Regions from separate parts of the Homo sapiens genome. Here region 2 is linked to region 1. Evidence: chromatin loops called from intact Hi-C (ENCODE). Cell type or tissue: ascending aorta. All regions are shown on one strand. Links, peaks and the distances in the headings refer to the core of each region. The heading gives the core; the rest is flanking DNA.

Region 1 (2,803 bases), core at 138-2,637:
GCTCCTAACAATCTCTCCCAAGATTAGATTTTTAAAAAACAGAGAACTAAGAATAAGGGCTTCTCAGGAGCCCTTTTCTTATACTCTGAAGCAAACTTCATCGCAAATTTAAAAAGAAGGTGTTTGCTAACTTTGCTTCATTGGAAGAATAACATTTTCTCTCAATGAGACCATAACTTTATCTTTATTTAAAAAAAAAAAAAAAACACTGTCATATAGGTCTGCTTCTCCTCCTAAATGAACTATTCTTTCCTTCTTACTGCTTTGCTGGCAGAAATCAGTTAAAAAAAAAAAAAGCCAAATAAAAACTAAGAATCTATTGAGTTCTTAGGGATCCCAAGTTAATTTCTCACAAGTTGATAAAGTGAACATTAAACAACCAGGCACTTGGGGTGATTAGAAACAAACAAAAAAAAGAATCAGAACTAATACTTCCATATGCATGTACTGCGGCACCACCCAGCCAGCTAGAAGAGGTGGCTGATATTTTTCTTAAATTAACAAAAAATTGACATAGATGATTTCAGTTCTCCCTAGTTAGCTAGAGGTCCCACTCTGCTAAAAATCAGAATGTCCAATGTGATTTTTAATTGCCTTGCTAATAACCACCTTTCAGAAAATCAAAGGAGAGGGAATTTTTTATCCAAAATATCAGTTAGCAAAATATTGCAAATTTCACAATAGGTGAGGAAGACATGCTGTGGCATAGGCATAGGCCCTGGCTTTAGAAAACCATGTTTCAAAGAGCACAGAAAAATGCCAAGAATAATCTCACGGTCATAGAAAAACATCGTACTATGGATGAAAAGGGGAGTGAGAAGGGAGGTTTTCAAATGGAAAATATGACCATAAAATAAAATATGATGATACAATAAAAAGCAGAACTGCAGCTGCAGGTGGAAACCAGCAATAAATTCTATAACATTCTATGACAATATAAACAAGACAACAAACAGTCCCTTCGTAAGCAAAACTATAAGAATAGCCTGAACGTGGAAAATTAATAACAGGAAAATCAAAGGCCAGAAAAGCATTATTTCAAGGAATTTGGGGTGGGAGAAGGGAGTATGGTCAGTGAAAGAAGAGGAACAAGAAAGAGATTATGCCTGAAGTTGATGACTTGATGTTAAAAAAAAAAAAAAAAAAAGGAGATGCCAGAGGCCTGGTAGAGTGGCTCACTGCCTGTTATCCCAGCACTTTGGGAGGCTGAGGTGGGAAGATTGCTTGAAGCCAGGACTTCAAGACCAGCTGGGCAACAAAGCAAGAACCCAGCTCTGCCAAAAAAAAAAAAAAGTTTTAAATTAAATAAAAAAGTTTTAATGACAGAAAGCTGAAGGGCTCAAGCAGTATTTTCCTTTTATATTCTCTATCGAGAATGACCTTCAACTTGAAAAGGCTAGAACGAATGTAGTTGAGAGGAAAATGAAGCCTAACATAAATGAAAAGATAGGAAAAGAAGCTGGGCACGGTGGCTCACGCCTGTAATCCCAGCACTTTGGGAGGCCGAGACGAGCAGATCACGAGGTCAGGAGTTAGAGACCAGCCTGACCAACATGGTGAAACTCTATCGCTACTAAAAATACAAAACTGAGCTGGGCATGGTGGTGCATGCCTGTAATCCCAGCTACTCAGGAGGCTGAAGGAGGAGAATTGCTTGAACCCGGCAGGCAGAGGTTGCAGTGACCTGAGATCACGCCACTGCACTCTATCCTGGGGGACAGAGCGAGACTCCGTCTCAAAATAAATAAATAAATAAAATAGGAAAAGAGAACCTAGGTTTTCAGTGAGTTCACAATACCAGACCCAGAGAAATTATATCCTATGGGACTTACAAATAAAAGAAACTGCAAATGCAATAACAAAACCATGTTACATAGTCCTTGAGATGAGCAAATACTCTAATTTTCAAAAAGGGGGCAAAAGATCTACTGTGACTTCAGACTAATGCAACTGAAGCCAATTTTACAAACGATCTTAGAACAGATTACTATATAAATAGTTGGTAAGCAAAAGTTCTAATTTTTTTAGTTTTAAGCAATAATGTAGATATAGATATGGCAAACTAGACTGTGTTTAGGAACAGAGCTTAGTATTGAAATTAAATGAAATTTATAATAGTGAATGACACACTTAATGTTATACATAATTTTTATCATCCTGCACGGTAATCAAGCATAAATGGAACCCTTCATGCAAATAGAAACGATTCATATTCTTTTAAAGCATCATTTCTAAAGCAGGGAATGGGGAATGGGAAACAGAAGCCAGCCAGTGGCTGCTCCACTACCGACCATTCCACTCAGACAGATCTTAGGGAAGGGGTAGCTCTGCCTTAAACCAAGCCAGTCCCAGACTCCAGCAGCCATCAAGTCCTAGGACTCAGTAGGTGAAGCTGGGTAACCATGCCTTCTGGGATTCTCTGTGAAAGTAACCCCAGATAAAGTGGTTCTAAGAGTACAAGGGATATACTCTCTGATCAAACAATCAGTAAGAGGAAAGCCTCCCATGCAGATTTTGAACACCCAGAAGCTATGGGATTGGGTTAGGTAGAGCAAGTGGCTGAGGCAGAGGAAAGGAGCAGACAAAGGGGAAGTGGAGGCATGAGTCAGCTGTCAGCTGCTTTGGGGGTGTCTGTTATTTAATACTGAATGTTCAGGGAATGGGAGTGGAGTGGAGATACTAGGATGAGCCTGAGTGGAGAAGTGCGGTTGGGGGCAAGAGGAGGAAGGAAGACAGCTCCTGGGAGCAGAGGCAAGCGGGAATGACAAGAGCGAAAGCTGAAAGAAGGATGCCACAAGAGAAA
Region 2 (2,803 bases), core at 237-2,736, 170 kb before region 1:
AAAGTAATGGAGCAATGAATGAACCATTAGTGTAAAATTCAAAACCAAACAAAGTCAATTCATGGCCTAGTACAAAACTTCAAAGAAGTTCCAGAAAATCAATTAGCTGTTGGTTATTACACAGAGCAGTAAACCTCATGTGAGTATTTCAGAGACAATTAAAAGTATCAGGAGTATAAACAACTCAGAGTTCAACCAGACCAAGAATTAGCAAACTTTTCTGCAAAGGGGCAGGTAGTAGATATTTTAGGCTTTCAAGCTATATCATCTCCACAACTACTCAACCCTGCAGTTGGGGTGCAAAAGCAGCTGCAGCAATATGTAACCAAGTGAGCATGGCTGTGTTTCAATAAAACTTTATACACAAAAACAGGTGGTGGGCCAGATTCCACCCATGGGCTGTGTATAGTTTGCCGACTGCTGATCTAGAACAATGTGCTTCTGTGACAAATGAAGTAACAAAGACATGGACAGATGAAATGACTGTCGCAGCCAGTTATGAAAGAGAGAAAAGAGAAAGTCATTTAACATTCATTCAACAAAGCTTTATTAAGCATGTATTAGATCCAGGCTATTCTAAACACAGGAGAGGCAATGATAAAAGAAAGAAAGAAAGAAAAAGAGGTTTTCTGGGTGAGATTCCTGAGACTTCACATTCCAGCAAGGGCAGCAGGCAGTAAAACAAAACAAATAAATAAATAAACATAAATGAATGAGAGGCCAGGTGCATTGGCTCATGCCTATAATCCCAGCACTTTGAAAGGCTGAAGCAGGCAGATAGCTTGAGTCCAGGAGTTCGAGACCAGCCTGGGCAGCATGGCAAAACTCTGCCTCTACAAAAAAATACAAAAATTAGCCTGGCATGGTGGCACGTGCCTGTAGTCCCAGCTACTTGGGATGCTGAAGCAAGAGGATCATTTAAGCCTGGGATGCAGAGGTTGCAGTGAGCTGAGATCCTGCCATTGCACTCCAGCTTGGGTGACAGAGCAAGACCCTGTCTCAAAAAACATAAAAAAATAAAATAAGCAAATGAATAAGATACCATCAGGCAGCAATAGTGCTATGACTATAATGAAAACGAAATGTGGCAGGAGGCGGTTTTGGGCATGGGGGTGGGGTAGCAATTAAATCGGTTGTCAAGGAAGAATGGAGCCCAAACATAAATGACAAAAAGTTGCCATCCATGGAGAGATCACATCTAGTAAGCTCATGGCACGTGCACTCAAGCTTCCCAGGCTGTTTCTTGCAGATGTGGAAACCGAAGCTACAAGAGCAGCAGGATTGGTGTGGTCCGGAAGGATTCCTGTGGTGTGGCATGGTCCGGGAGGATTCCCAAGTCAGTTCTCTCTGGCTCCAAAGCTTAGACTCTTTCTTTCACACCCGCACATTCCAGTCGTTTCACAGAAGGATGACTCAGAAATTCCCTCAGAAATTTAAAACACCGTCTTAGTCTGAAGTGTTTGGTTTGGGGCTGGAACACATACTAAAATTTTGACTAGATATTACAGCATCAAAAACTGCTCTGATGACCAGATGACTGAAATTATTAAATTTTGCACTTTAAAGAATGAACTAGTCTTTTTTCTTAAAATATTTCATATTTTATTTCTAAAGGAGATAAAAGAGAAGCTTTCAGCCTGCTACTTTCAAGCATCTCATCTGCAGACAAAATCTTCATGCATAATATTTATTCCCAATAAATGAAAAACCAAAATGAAATGCACTTTTTCTGTTTTAATATTGGTTTTTGAAGTACTAGAGACACGTTGATATGCTATATGAGAATTTTGAGTAGCTACATGCAGCTTGCTGATTTGTTCAAGGTGATTGTGAGGCAAACAATTCTCATTGTCTTTTTTTAATTTCAATGTGAGTGTTCCTTATACTTCCTCTCTTCAACCAGTGATCCATTAGGAGTAAAAATTAAACAAAATATGACTAATCATAGGAACAGTTCCACCCACTGGGGGGCGTTCACACCCACCAGAGCATGGAGTGGTGTTTAGCTGAAGGACAGACCCCTACATATGCTCACTCCATATGCACCTGCAGCAACCCAACTGTTCCTTTTAGAGGGAAGAGAATATTTAAATAAGCATTCTGTTCATTGACTGTTATGAGCTAGGAGACAGGGACTTTAAATGTCTTTAATGAGAAGGCCCAACCCTATTGCTCAGGCCCAGGCCCAGCTGGCGGTGAGTGAGGCTTAGAGGATGAAAAATATAAAGAGGCACCACTCTCAGGGCTGACCCCACACAGGAGCAATTCTGAGAGTGGGTGCTGCCTTAAGATATAGGAGTTAAAAACAAATTATTTAGGCAGATAGTGAGGGTAAGGAAGTCCTCACTAAGGTTTTCCTTTTAATGAAAAGCAGCCCCAAAATCATTTTCTTTTCTAACAAAGAGCAGCCTGTAAAATCGAGCTGCAGACATAGAAAGGGAAGCTGGAAGTTTGCACGGGTGAATGCCGGCAGTTATGTCAATAGAAATAGGCTACCTGGGACTAGGCATGATCAAAATTTGGCTCCATCTTCCTGTCTCTTTGCCAGCCACATGTACAATAAGGAGCAGGCAAGATCCTGGCCAAGTGGAAAGCCCATTTGCATAATAAGATCAGGGTGGGGCTACCAGCCTTTCACTTCGTGCTATGTATATGTCACACCTTGTGGAACTAATCTGTGGGCCCTATGTAAATCAGACACCACCTGCTCAAGCCTGCCTATAAAATCTGCTGTGGTATGCCTCAGGCCAGTTTTTCCCTTTCAGATGCCCAGATGTCCATCTCTCTCCTTTCTTCTGCCTAT

The links. Peaks named below come from ENCODE experiments on the same cell type or tissue, not always from the same donor. Only the 100,000 strongest peaks of a DNase experiment are listed, where the experiment ranks them.
Region 2: it touches region 1 in a loop (2.5-fold over the local background); 17 of 110 quality-filtered maps call a loop at or near these places.

What each region holds. Positions count from the first base shown.
Region 1 is chr11:113,726,359-113,729,161 of GRCh38, forward strand. No RefSeq gene overlaps it. Among named protein-coding and RNA genes, the nearest start is that of TMPRSS5, 21 kb to the left of the region's middle. In ascending aorta, for the core only: no CTCF peak of the experiment used is centred there; no DNase peak of the experiment used is centred there.
Region 2 is chr11:113,552,105-113,554,907 of GRCh38, forward strand. No RefSeq gene overlaps it. Among named protein-coding and RNA genes, the nearest start is that of DRD2, 78 kb to the left of the region's middle. RefSeq lists an enhancer at 1,611-2,112. In ascending aorta, for the core only: no CTCF peak of the experiment used is centred there; a DNase peak (open chromatin) is centred at 1,317.